Linked DNA regions of Homo sapiens: region 2 is linked to region 1. A link is a contact called in ENCODE Hi-C or POLR2A ChIA-PET data. All regions are on one chromosome and are shown on one strand. The core of a region is the stretch at or near the end of the contact, and the rest is flanking DNA. Distances in the headings are between cores, read along the strand shown. Region 1 has its middle 11 kb from the start of TASOR. Region 2 has its middle 54 kb from the start of ARHGEF3-AS1.

What was found. Hi-C counts contacts between places; a loop is a spot of excess contacts on that map. ChIA-PET counts read pairs that join two places held with the same protein, here RNA polymerase II (POLR2A). Pooled maps may share reads with other maps.
Region 2: a loop to region 1 is called in a pooled map, with 2.4 times the contacts of the local background. The contact joins two enhancer-like sites. A Hi-C loop is called at or near these places in 1 of 168 maps with a recorded cell type or tissue (PC-3) and 5 of 50 pooled maps. POLR2A ChIA-PET finds 5 or more read pairs at or near these places in 10 of 52 experiments (CD4-positive, alpha-beta T cell, CD8-positive, alpha-beta memory T cell, Panc1 and 6 more).

The regions. Positions count from the first base shown.
Region 1 is chr3:56,690,744-56,697,927 of GRCh38, reverse strand. No RefSeq gene overlaps it. Among named protein-coding and RNA genes, the nearest start is that of TASOR, 11 kb to the right of the region's middle. Within about 2 kb of position 2,892, at least 3 of the 41 ENCODE cell types and tissues checked have a DNase peak (open chromatin) inside an H3K27ac peak, as active enhancers do; they include CD4-positive, alpha-beta T cell, where a contact is called at or near this core.
Region 2 is chr3:56,882,560-56,889,512 of GRCh38, reverse strand. It overlaps a transcript of ARHGEF3 not described here. Among named protein-coding and RNA genes, the nearest start is that of ARHGEF3-AS1, 54 kb to the left of the region's middle. RefSeq lists a silencer at 1,923-1,982. Within about 2 kb of position 2,417, at least 4 of the 41 ENCODE cell types and tissues checked have a DNase peak (open chromatin) inside an H3K27ac peak, as active enhancers do; they include CD4-positive, alpha-beta T cell, where a contact is called at or near this core.

The DNA of each region.
Region 1 (7,184 bases), core at 1,643-4,142:
ATAATTTATGTAAATTGCAACCATAGACCTACCAATTACCCTATTTAAACTTGGCTGGTTCCCCAAAGATTTCTTAGGAAAAAACTTATTATTAATTGCCTATCTTTTCAGAGCCACTGGGCCGGGGGTGGGGGAAGGGTAGGGTACTGAAACTTGAACTCGTATTTTTTGTAAAGCTCTATTTTTGAGAATCTCTTTTAACTGGAATGTTTTACATTAAATGAAAAAATAATTGGGAAAAAATATTTTTTTCACTTGGGAGTATTATGGGGAAGGACATTTGAAATGAGGCATTTAAAGCCAAACCATTATCTAACTTTTTGTTTCCAAGAGTTGAAATGGAACTTTTTGGGGAAAAGAATCTGGAATATTTAATGTTGTTAAGTCACTGGGCTTTAGGTTTAATGTTCTTTTTGAAGAGGGTTAATGTGAATTAACTCTAATACGAATCATTAAAATATAAAAACCAGGAAAAGAGCCAGGCACGGTAACTCACGCCTGGAATCCCAGCACTTTGGGAGGCCGAGGCGGGTGGATCACCTGAGGTTGGGAGTTCGAGACCAGCCTGACCAACATGGAGAAACCCTGTCTCTACTAAAAATACAAAATTAGCCAGGCGTGGTAGCGCATGCCTGTAATCCTAGCTACTCTGGGGGCTGAGGCAGGAGAATCACTTGAACCTGGGAAGTGGAGGTTGCAGTGAGCTGAGATGGCGCCATTGCACTCCAGCCTGGGCAACAAGAGTGAAACTCCATCTCAAAAAAAAAAAAAAAAAAAAAAAAATCAGGAAAAGACACAGCTAGCACTTTTGCTACTCACATATTCACATCATGGCTGGATATAGACATGCATAAGGTGGAGGGTCCAATGCCAATTGCTGGTGCTTTAATTGACCCAGGCCATATCCCATTGTAATCTTTGCGTTATCTTGCTATTATTGTATTGGTCAAATTTAGAATTTTTTCTTTTCTTTTTTTGGTGGGGGCAGGTGGAGAGAAAACAGGAAATGATTTACTCAGTTCTTTCTACACAATTAACATAAATTTAAGCATAGTTGCCTGTCAAATAACTTCCTGTATTATATACCTGAGAAAGAATTTCCCCCAAGCTATTAGTGGAACACTATATCAACCTCCTTTTTTAAAAAACAGTTTAAGGCTGGGTGTGGGGGTTCACGCCTGTAAGTAATTCCAGCACTTTGGGTGGCCGAGGTGGGAGGATCACTTGAGGCTAGGAGTTCAAGTTTGCAGTGAGCTGTGATCATGCCAGCCTGGGCTACAGAGCAAGACTCCGTCTCAAAAAAATTAAATAAATAAATAAAAATAAAAAATAATAAAAAACCGGTTTTAGATCCTTTGGTAGTTCATAAATTTCAGCACATTACCCGTCAGACATGAAAAAAAAAAGTTTCATTGATATAATTCATGCACCATACAATTCACTGACTTAAAGCATACAATTCAATCGTCTTTAAGATAATCACAGAATTATGCAACTACATTTTCATCACCTTAAAAAGAACCTGTACCCTTTAGCTATCATCCCCAAATTCCCTCATTAACCTAGCCCTAGGAAACCACTGATCTAATTTCTGTCTGTATTGATTTCCCTGTTCTGGACATTTCCTATAAACAGAATCATACCATATGCAGCATTTTGTGACTGGCTTCTTTTTCTTAGCACAGTATTTTCCAGGTTCATCCATGTTGCAGGATGTATCAGTTCTTCACTCCTTTTTATGGACAAATAATATTCCATTGTATAAATGTAAGATATCTTGTTCATCTCTTCATATGTTGATGTACTTTTGCTAATTTCTCTTAAAATCAGCATTTTGTAGCACCAACCATATAGCAAAAGGTCATGTCAAATATCTTTTTATTACCAGGCTTTTATGGACTGGGGAGAAAATGTCCAAAATTAAGTCTGAATACCTTTCTGGTACTATGAAGCACCAAATAATAAAACAATAACCTGAATCATGTGACTTAAAAGGGAAGCAGCTCTCAATTTAGTTATTGGTCAGCCAAAGAAATTGGATGACTTTGATTACTTCTGTCTGCCCAGAAATCATATATAAATCTGTAGGAGCTACGAGAAATTAGTGAAGAAACTTGTGTTTTTAAGGGAGTTGGTGGGAATATTCCTGTTCACTCAGAAAAATGAAAGGACAAAACAAGGGAGAGAAATGATACATAGAGGAATGATTAAAATGCCCAGTGGGTAACTTTGTAATTTTTCTTGATTTCCATTGAGAGTCTTGATTAACAAAGTAGCCATCCCAGAGGCCTATAAGCAAGTAGAACTGGGGTAGTTGCAAGGGTTTGCAATTAGATTTAGGAGGCAAATCTGAGTCCTGTTCCCTCACTTACTGGTGATGTTTCCTTGAGCAAGGCAGTTAAGTTACCATTTCCTCATCTGACAAATGTAACAATGTTTCTCTGACAATGCTGGGAAGATTAAATGAGGCAATGGGTATAGAAGCATCAGAAAACAAACAGGGTCAGGATGGATCTGCTTGTTTACAGCTGTAACCTCAGAAGCCCATCTTAGGGCCTGGTAGCAGGTTGAGAGAATAAGTGAAGCATTTGGTAAATTGCAAGGTGTTATTCACATGTTCTCTCTGTATTGTTACTTCTTTTCCTCCAACTTATTCACTGTCTTCCAAATTGAGTGCTGAGATGGGTTATCTTGAAAATAGGAAGTTCCAGACAACTTTCTTTTGGCCTCTTTTATCATAAAAACATAAAATCGAAGACACTTTTAATTTGAAAATTTTTTTTTTCACACATTCCACCTACGTTTGCACTTTTGTAGTGTACCACTTCCTCTTGAGCATTTTTTTTCTCTTTGTGTAACTTGGATTGTTGGCACCAGCCTCCTTCTTACTTACAGAGCTCCACCAACCACAACGTGAAGTTAGTATAAATTTAGATCTTTGTTCAGATGATAATGGCAGTGGTGTAAATGACTCTATAACTGCGTCTATACTGGCCAGTCAGCTGATAGAAGAAAACCATCACTTCCAATTCTTAAACCCTATTGATTTCAACTAGGCTTGAATTTGGCAAATGAAGCTCATCTATTTTTCAAATGCAGTAAAAAACACCTGGAACTTGTATAAATCTCGTAACAGGCATTTGAGTACATGCACTCTAATTTATATTTTGAATAAATACAGATTTCCATATAATGGATTCAGTTTGCTTAAAGCAAGATATACCAAACATTTAATGGGGATAAATCCAAATCACGTAATGTGAGACATCAACAATTTTTCTGCCAGAGAATATCAGATAGTCACTTTATCCTCAGGAGTCAAAAACATATTTATTTATTTATTTAAGTCTAGCTCTGTCGCCCAGGCTGGAGTGCAGTGGCGTGACCTCAGCTCACTGCAAGCTCCACCTCCTAGGTTCACGCCATTCTCCTGCTTCAGCCTCCCAAGTATCTGGGACTACAGGTGCCCGCCACCACGCCTGGCTAAGTTTTTTTTTTTTTTTTTGTATTTTTAGTAGAGATGGGGTTTCACCCTGTTAGCCAGGAGGGTCTTGATCTTCTGACCTCGTGATCCACCTGCCTTGGCCTCCCAAAGTGCTGGGATTACAGGCGTGAGCCACTGCGCCCGGCCCAAAAACATATTTAGTAAACACTTACTGTGTTCCAGGCACTGTGGTGAGCCCTGGGGATACCATGGTAAGCAGAACCCAGACATTGACCCTCAGTCCATGGTATGGCACAGACTGTAGTGAGAGAGACAGATTTAATTAAATAGTCCCACAAATGAGGGAGTAATTACAAATTGAGGAAATTGGGAGGTAAATGGTCTGAGTAAAAGGAGCAAAATTCTGTAAGAGCATCCAATGGGGAACTCGACCTAGAATGGGGGGCCGATTATGAAAGAAGTTCACACAGGGAAGTGAAGCTTCAGCCAAAGGAAGTGCAGTAGCTTACTGGAACTGGAGAAGAGGGTGGCACGGGGAAGAATAACATCCCACACAGGAAACATATCATGTGCTGAGGTTGATTGCATGGCCAGGGAGTTTGGCAAGTGTGCCAGACATAGGAAGAACCAAGGAGGAGCTTAGGGAAGTGAAGTGCAAGATGGAAAGGCAGGCAAAGGTCAGAATCAGTAAGGGTCCATTGCCCACATGAAGAATTCTTATCTTTGTCCCTGGAATAATGAGAATCCATAGAAAAGTTTTGTTTTTGTTTATTTAATTGAAGAATAACATCACAGAATAAAATGCAACTCTATGCATACAGTTCAATGAATACTTATATGTGTATGCCCCTGTCTGTATAACTACCACCCAGATCAAGATACAGAGCATTTCCATCATTCCAGAAAGTTCCTTCATGTCCCCTTTGAGTCAATTACCTACCACCCCCACTCCAAAAAGGGAACCACAATTCCTTTACTACCATAGATTATTTTTGTCTGTCCTTGAACGTCATGTAAATGGGATCATACAGTACATCTTCACCCCCACAAGGGAACCACAATTCTTTTATTACCATAGATTATTTTTGTCTGTCCTTGAACATCATGTAAATGGGATCATACAGTACGTCTTTCATTTAACATTATGTCTATGACATTAATCCATGGCATTGCATGTAATAAAGTCTTAGAAGGGTTTCACTCAGAAATGAAACAAAACTTAAGTGACAGCTCTTGACTTCTGGGTTTAGCTGAGGTTTGTGGTTACCAGAGTCAGCTGTGTTGGTGAGAGGACACTTGCTTCTTGTTCATTGCTAACTATATTCTTTTTTTCAATTGAATTTCTCCCTTTTGTTGCTTCTCCTCATTGCATGGAAGTTTTTCTTCCAGTCATTAACCAGGAATCAACTTCAACATGGTTTCTTGCCAAATTAAGAGGGTCTTTTTCAGGCTTCCCTAGTGTGTCCGGAATTGGTGGGTTCTTGGTCTCACTGACTTCAAGAATGAAGCCGCGGACCCTTGCGGTGAGTGTTACATCTCTTGAGGTGGCACGTCTGGAGTTTGTTCCTTCTGATGTTCGGCTGTGTTCGGAGTTTTTTCCTTCTGGTGGGTTCATGGTCTCGCTGGCTCAGGAGTGAAGCTGCAGACCTTCGCAGTGAGTGTTACAGCTCATAAAAGCAGTGTGGACCCAAAGAGTGAGCAGTAGCAAGATTTATTGCAGAGCGAAAGAACAAAGCTTCCACAGTGTGGAAGGGGACCCGAGTAGGTTGCCACTGCTGGCTAGGGCAGCCTGCTTTTATTCTCTTATCTGGCCCCACCCACATCCTGCTGATTGGTAGAGCCAAGTGGTCTGTTTTGACAGGGCGCTGACTGGTGCGTTTACAATCCCTGAGCTAGACACAGAGGTCCTCCACGTCCCCACTAGATTAGCTAGATACAGAGTGTGGACACAAAGGTTCTCCAAGGCCCCACCAGAGTAGCTAAATACAGAGTGTCGATTGGTGCATTCACAAACCCTGAGCTAGACACAGGGTGCTGATTGGTGTGTTTACAAACCTTGAGCTAGATACAGAGTGCCGATTGGTGTATTTACAATCCCTGAGCTAGACATAAAGGTTCTCCACGTCCCCACCAGACTCAGGAGCCCAGCTGGCTTCACCCAGTGGATCCCGCACTGGGGCTGCAGGTGGAGCTGCCTGCCAGTCCCGCCCCTTGCGCCCGCACTCCTCAGCCCTTGGGTGGTCGATGGAACTGGGCGCCGTGGAGCAGGGGGCGGCGCTCATCGGGGAGGCTCGGGTCAGCACAGGAGCCCATGGAGGGGGTGGGAGGCTCAGGCATGGCGGGCTGCAGGTCCTGAGTCCTGCCCCGTGGGAAGGCAGCTAAGGCCGGGTGAGAAATCGAGCGCATCGCCGGTGGGCTGGCACTGCTGGGGGACCCACTACACCCTCCGCAGCCACTGGCCCGGGTGCTAAGCCCCTCATTGCCCGGGGCCGGCAGGGCCGGCCGGCTGCTCCGAGTGTGGGGCCGCCAAGCCCGCGCCCACACGGAACTCCAGCTGGCCAGCAAGCGCCGCGGGCAGCCCGGGTTCCCGCTTGCGGCTCTCCCTCCACACCTCCCTGCAAGCTGAGGGAGCTGGCTCTGGCCTTGGCCAGCCCAGAAAGGGGCTCCCACAGTGCAGCGGTGGGCTGAAGGACTCCTCAAGTGCCGCCAAATTGGGAGCCCAGGCAGAGGAGGCGCCCAGAGCCAGTGAGGGCTGTGAGGACTGCTAGCACGCTGTCACCTCTCACTAGGACACACCTAAGAAATATTTGCTCAATGAGTAACCAGAAAAACCCTTTGGGGAAAGAGGATGACTCCTTGGAAGTAGAATTATTGTTGCTCAATATATGGAGGGAATGACAATTTCACATTTTTTAATGCATCTGAATGGACAGTGGAGTTGTAACCTTGTAATATTTTCTTCATCCATAAAATGAATCAAACTAATTAAGATCCTTAAAGTTCTATGAATTAGATGTTAGTGGTACTTTTTTGTTGACTGGACTTTATTATCTTTACTACTGTCTTTAAATGAAAATGTTAAAAAACAAAAAGCCTCCTAGCTGTGTGACCTACAAGGCTCAAGATATATGTGAGCATCAAAAATCACATCTTTTGGCCAAGCATGGTGGCTTATGCCTATAATCCTAGCACTTTGGGATGCTGAGGCAGGAGGATTGCTTGAGCCTAGGAGTTTGAGACCAGTCTGGGCAACACAGTAAGACCCCAATATCTACAAAAAATAAGAAAATTAGCCAGGTATGGTGGTACACACCTGTAGTCCCAGCTACTCGGAGGCTGTGGCAGGAGGATCATTGGAGCCCACGAGGTCAAGGCTGGGTGAGCCATGACATGACAGAGGGAGACCCTGTCTCAAAAAAAAAAAAAAGAATATATATATATATATATTTTTTTTTAACCTGTCTTTTACATGAAAAGTATGAAAGGACATAGAGGGAAAAGTCTCTCCCATCTCTATCTTCTAGCCCCTGTTCCCTTTCCATAGGCAATCAATATTGCTAGCTACTTATGTAGACTTCCAGTAAAGTTTTATGCAAATAGATGTAAATATTTGTATATATTTCACTGTATTTCCCATTTTTTGATATAAATACTAACCCTCTATTCATCCTGTTCTGCGCCTTGTTTTTTGTTTTTCGTTTTTTTTTTTGTTTTTTTTTTTTTTTGAGATGGAGTCTTT
Region 2 (6,953 bases), core at 1,168-3,667, 190 kb before region 1:
AAGCTTAAATGGCACAATCCATTAAACTGAGAGCATAGTCCTTGGCTCATAGTAGGTGCCCAATTCCAGCGTCTGTTTCCCTCCACTTTTGTATTGGAAGGCACCTGGTGATTTTCTCAAAACCTCAAAGGAGGTCTGGAGAGGATGGAAGTTAAGCCAGGTAAGGACACGCTATTCAGGCTTGGACCACGGCCAGCTCTTCTGAGAATCTGTTGTCGGGTAAGGATAGGATCAGTGCTTTTCACAGAGAATCTTCCCCAGGACAACCGAAAAGGCAGTTTGTTCATGGGTTATTTACCGATGAGATTCAGATGTCTGCCTTGTGATATCAGAAGGTAGCCAACCCTAAAAAGAGATAGCCACAGAGTGTCCTGGAAACAATAATGTTTGTGAAAGTGGGTCGAAAGGTTCAGGTGAAGGTCAAGCTAGCAGGATCTCTCAAGCAGAGGCAGTAACGAGTCTCTGGCAATGTTCACTTGATCCTTCCAGGAATACCCATATCTCCATGAGACCTCCCATTGGAATATGCACAGGACTTTGCTCTATTGCAAATTAGCAAAGGGACCCCCTGGTCATTTTTGTTTTTTGTTTTTGTTTTTGTTTTTTTTTGAGATGGAGTTTCGTTCTTATTGCCCAGGCTGGAGTGCAATGGTGCGATCTCGGCTCACCGCAACCTCCGTCTCCCAGGTTCAAGCGATTCTCCTGCCTCAGCCTCCCAAGTAGCTGAGATTACAGGTGCACACAATCATGCCCAGCTAATTTTTACATTTTTAGTAGAGACGGGGTTTCACCATATTGGCCAGGCTGGTCTGGAACTCCTGACCGCAGGTGATCCAACTGCCTCGGCCTCCCAATGTGCTGGAATTACAGGCGTGAGCCACCATGCCTGGCCCCTGGTTGCTTTTTTAAGAAGCAGTGGTAGGGTTTTTTCAGCACTTGAGCACTTCTAGAAAGTGGTCTATAGCAAATATATAACCTGCAGGGCTAAGGACTTAGAGACTACATGCAGGTCTATTGTGCCCACAAATTCTCCTCTGTAACTGCCTTTCTCCCCACCCCCATATAGGCACGTGGCATTGAGACAAAGGGGTCAGGTGCCCATTAAGTTCATTTAGGGTTTGGTTCAGCTGGATGTTCCCTTTCCATCTGAGGTGTTATCAATCTTGGATTACTTGCTCTTAAAGCACAGAGACTGAGTCCCCAGACTGTCGCCCAGGGCAGTACATGGATAGATTCGTTGGTCAGGGATGTGCCTCACCCTTGAACAGATCTGACATTCCTTTTCGTAGGAGTGGAAATGGCCAATGTCCCACTTGGACCAATGTCTAAACAACTGTAATTTCTTTTAACATGTCTGTGCATTTTAAGGAAAATAAATGCCCCTGCTGGTAAGAAAAAAAAAAAAAAAAGCTCTTATTTGAAAAACAAGAATCTTAGCTTGAATGGGCAGGTTTTTTCTCCAAGGAGATTTGAGGTTGAAGAATTTAAGCCTTCAATGACCTTCACTTTTGAGGTTTTTGATTTAATTTTGGCTGCCCTTTTGCCACCAGGTGGTTAATGAAAGGGAAAGGTGTCACCTCAAAAACACTGGCCTCCTTTATTCATTCTTTCTTTTAGTCACCCATTTAGAAATTATTCACTGACCTACTGCTCAGCACAGGGCACTGAGGGGTTAAAGTTATGTGCTGAAATCAGAGTGCAGAGACTACAGCACAATTATTGGGCTCACCGAAGGTGCTTTGTTTTCATGGTTGAAAGGGAAGTGGACTGTGCCTTTGCTTCAGTAAATTTGACAAGAATAACAGGGTGGGTCCTTGGCTCCTCAAATTGGCTGGGAACCTGTCAGACCAAGTGTGCAAATGCACAGTTCACACACAGTGCCCTTCCTGCCTGGGAACGCCCCCAGGTAACTGATCAGTGGTTTTTTATGCAGAGGAAGTAAAATGGCATTTTTTACTTCCTGTGGGCAATTCATAACAGGAGCTGCCACTTACTGTGCACTTACTATGTGCCAGGTCTTGTCACCCAACATCTATGATCCTCACAACACCCTAACCTGGAAGGCATTATTTCTACTCTACAGATAACATCCCAGAGTCTCAGCCTCCTCCTGATACCTCCCAAGATCCCAGGTATAATACTGTAGCCTCCCAAGGCAGGAGAAGCAGAACTCAAGAAGGAAATGGGGTTATTCTAGGCAGCGGGACGCCCTTGCTGCTGTGCCCCAATTCGTTCCCCAGCACATGTTGCTAATTGTGATCACAGCATTCTCTGGCTTGCTATGCTGTGCAGTCCTTCTCAATACAGTGCTCCAAACAAACACTACCAGACATTCTGGATGGCAAGTGAGACGTAACCTATTTGCCACCAGTGCTTGCCACCAATGCCTGCTACCTGATAGCAGACACTGATAGCTCTTAAAACTAGAAAGGACCACAAAATTGATTTGGTCTAGACAGTGTGTGCTGTGGTCTTGAAGACCAGTCTCTCTAGTAGAATAAAGGTTATTTTCTTGCCATATTCCTCATGCTCAACACCTTCCTAGACCTTCTGTGCAGGTCTGATGTGCCATCCCAGACTCTGGGACGGGACAGCATGGTGGGGAAGCACATAGTTTGAAGTAGGAAAGACCTGGATTTGAATCCAGGCTCTGCCACTTGCTAATCATGAAACCCTGGACAAATTCCTGCCCCTTTTTGAGCCTTCATCTCCTACTCTGTAGAATGGAGATGATAACCATTATCCACCTACCTCATGGGGTAGTTATGAGGATCAAATGAGATCATGCATATAAGGATTTAGCTCTGTGCCTGACATGTAGTGAGCGTTCAATAGGCTAAAGCTTTCATTATTATCAGTGTGAATTATTAGTAGTAGTAGCTCCAGTGAAGTTCAAAGTGAGTGCCGTGTCCTGTTGCACTCTCTGCTTTCTGAGATGCTCATTTGTTTATGTTTCCGTGGCTTATTTCCAACTGGTGATTTCTTCCATGAGCTACTCTGTAGATCACTGGCATGAGGTCAACACCCCAATATTCTAGAAATCCCAGTTCCTGGGTAGAGCGTGAAATGTCTTTATGTGGTGTTTCCATCTGTACGCCCTTCTTCACCAGGTCCTTTCTGTTCTCTCTTCCTGTGGCCCTCTCGAGTTGGGCAATTAGTGAAGAAGACAAGCAAAGGGAGGAGGACCAAGAGGATCAACAAAATCCAGAAATCCTATTTTAAGGGAAGCTGGCTGTGTACCAGGGATTGTCCCAGGCTCTGGGACTGTGAGCATGACTGACCAAGTCCTGCCTTCATGGGCTTATGTCTCATGAAAAGGTCAACCAAAACCCAGAAAACAATTAAATAAAATTATCTTTCTAAAATGGGTCTGCCCTGCTAGCCTCTGTCTTAGCACCTTATCTGACTCATTCATGACAGAGATCACAATCTGTAATTACTTTGTTTTATTTTTACTCCAAACTAGTGGGCAGGGAACATGCCTGGCTCATTCACTGCTATATCCAAGGACCCAGAATGGGGTTTTGCGTGTCAAAAGTGCTCAGTGAACACAGAGCAAATGAACAAGTGACTTAGTGATGGTTTGTGAAATTTTCGTTCTGAGCCCAGAGTTTAAACTTCAGGCTACTTTTTTGTTGCTGGCAGTGGTCAGTCACCTCCCTATGTAAGAAAATTGAAAAGAAAATTCATTTTCATAATTCATGCAGTTTTTATTTTATAAAACATGTGGGTTCCTTAAGGAGATCATTCTATCCCAGATTGACTGTCTATGGCTGAATTAAAAAGACCATTGGAGGCCATTTGTCTTCTGGATTTGACACTTGGAGCAGGTGGCAGTATCTGGCAGGAACTGGGTTGGGGGAACTCATGAGGCTTGGCTCCAAAGCTGGGTAGTGTGTTGAATTGGTCTGGAGAGGGCTGCATGCCTGTGAGGAGAGGAGCTTCTCTTATTATTCACTTTCCTGCATCAATGTGCATCTAGGCTACTGTCAACATGTCAGGTTGACAAAATCATTGAGCTCAAGGAATGGAACTGTAGCACCATAAAACTCAATAATCTGGTAATACCAGGTTGCAGCATGTATCGGTGTAGCCTATGGTCTGGGCAATTCATAACAGGAGCTGCCACTTACTGTGCACCTACTATGTGCCAGGTCTTGTCGCCCAACATCTATGATCCTCACAACACCCTAACCTGGAAGGCATTATTTCTACTCTACAGATAACATCCCAGAGTCTCAACCTCCTCCTGATACCTCCCAAGATCTCAGGTATAATACTGTAGCCTCCCAAGGCAGGAGAAGCAGAACTCAAGAAGGGCATGGGGTTACTCTAGGCAGCAGGACGCCCATGCTGCCATGCCCCAATTCATTGCCCAGCACGTGTTGCTGATTGTGATCACAGCATTCTCTGGCTTGCTATGCTGTGCAGTCCTTCTCAGTACAGTGCTCCAAGCAGACACTACCAGACATTCTGGATGGCAAGTGAGATGTAACCTATTTGCCACCAACCTTTGAACAGTGTATGTAAAAGGCTTTGCCCTAGGAATTAGAATCCTGGATTCAGAGTGTTACGCTGTAACCATGTAACTTTGAGCAAATTGCTTCTCTCTCCTGACCTCAGTTTATTAACCTGTAGGATGGAAATTATCCCATACCATATCTGGCTCAAAAAGTCACCATATAAATATAAGCTGGTGAATTGGTTTCACTGGCACTGAAGTGCTGTTTTTAATTGTACCTGGATGGTGAATCAGTAAGGATCAGGGCCCTGTACAAACGTGAAGCATCCTCAAAAACGGCAGCTGTGCCCGGAGTTGTGATCAGCATCTTCTCGAGGCTTCCCTCAAGGACGCTGAGTGGAGTATTTGACTTCCTAAAAGTCACTGGGTGAGCTTGTTAATCCAGATTCCTGGGCACCCTCCCAAATGGCTGATTAAGCATTCCTGGGGATGGCTCCTGGCATCAGCATCTCTGAATCATTCCTCAGGTGATTCTGCTGCACGCTGCACCACTGTTTCAGTGGAAAAATGTATATATGTAGAACGCCACTGCTCTGTATAGGACCATATTGACCTTTGGAATTTTAAATATCTAGGTAGCTGCTTAACAAAAAGAGCCCCAATATCTTCCCCATCTGTGTCTGACAAACTCTTATTCATCTTTTAGGCCTATTCAAATGCCTCCTCCTCTGGGAAGACCTCCCTCACAGTCCTCCCAGAGCCCTCCAACCCATGTTTTGAGCACCTACTGTGTACTAGGCACTCTACTAAGCTCTAAAATGCATTACTATATTTACTCCTCTTCCTTTGAGAATAGAAGCTAATGCCATCATCACCACCTCTGCTCACACCTTAGAGTTGAGAAAAGGTGGCTCAGAGAAGCAAAGTGACTTTCTCTAGGATGTTTGGCTCTTATTGCATTATAGTTCATCATAATAGGCCTGTCTCTCCTACATGAGTGTGAGGTCCTTAACCATGAGAATTGCTGACCTTTGCATTTCTGGGAGTGAACACAGGGCCCAGCACATAGTAAATGCTCAACAAACCTTTGTTAAATTGAAGTGAAAAAAATAATAGAACAACTATAGTAATATAAAAAAGAGTAGTTCTGTTTGCTTTCCAGTCTCTGCCTTTGTTCAAGCTCAGGGTTCCACTAGAGGAGGAGGCTGACTTCTTTTGGGACTGAAGACTACAGATGTCTTCAGACTCTCCTGTAACCCCATGCTGGTGATTCTGGTCTTCTGGTAGCTTTCTTCTAAGTAACATCAGAAGACCTAGCAAGTCACAGGTTAGGGACTGAAGAAACACTTGACTGATTGGTTGAGCTGGGGGTGCAGAAGAGAGGTGAATGTATCTTTGATGAGCTTTATTGTGGCTTATAGATTACATTTATTTTCTTCTAATGAAAAGAAAAAGGCCAGGCTCAATGGTTCACTCCTGTAATCCCAGCATTTTGGGAGGCCAAGGCAGGAGGATCACTTGAGCCCAGGAGTTTGAGACCAGCCTGGGCAACATGGCAAGACCCCCTCTCTACAAAAACTAAAATTAGCCCAGTGTGGTGGTGTGCTCCTGTGGTCCCAGCTACTTGGGAGGCTGAGGCAAGAGAATTCCTTGAGTCTAAGAGGTCAAGGCTGCAGTGAGCTGTGTTCACACCACTGCACTCCAGCCTAGGCAACAGAGGGAGACCCTGTCTCAAAAAAAAAAAAAAAGAAAAACATACTTTTTCACATCTAACTTGGCAGACTGCCCTGGTCATAAATGTACAAATTTATTTCAAATACAGTTATCTTCAGTCCAACTAATAACTTTTTAAAAATCATATGGCTATAAAGCAGGAAAGTTGGAGAAGATGTTTAAGTTTCTTTCCAACATTAGGGTTCTGTGATTACATTAGGACCCTGGATAAGGTTTAGAGCAAGTTTAAATTACTTAAGTACAAAGCACCTCTAAAAATGGAATATCTTCAAGTGAATTAGATTTTCTTTCCAATCTAATCTCCTCTTCCAAGTTAGTCAGAATCTGAACTTTGTATCTAAATTTCTAAGCCTTGATATATGGAGACATTTAGAAAAAAATGAAACTCAAAGAGAAACAAACTGTGACAGCAAGCATAAGAATAGTAACACAAACCAATTATCCTAGAGCTTAATAGTTTCTCATAACTTCTTAGGCTTTCTTAGAAGTGTTCATTTATAGGCTGGGCGCAGTGGCTCATGCCTGTAATCCCAGCACTTTGGGAGGCTGAGGAGGGCGGATCACGAGGTCAGGAGTTCGAGACCAGCCTGACCAACATGGTGAAACCCTGTCTCTATTAAAAATACAAAAATTAGCCAGGCGTGGTGGCGTGTGCCTATAATCCCAGCTACTCAGGAGGCTGAGGCAGGAGAATCGCTTGAACCGAGGAGGCAGAGGTTGCAGTGAGCCAAGATCAGACCACCGCACCGCACCCCAG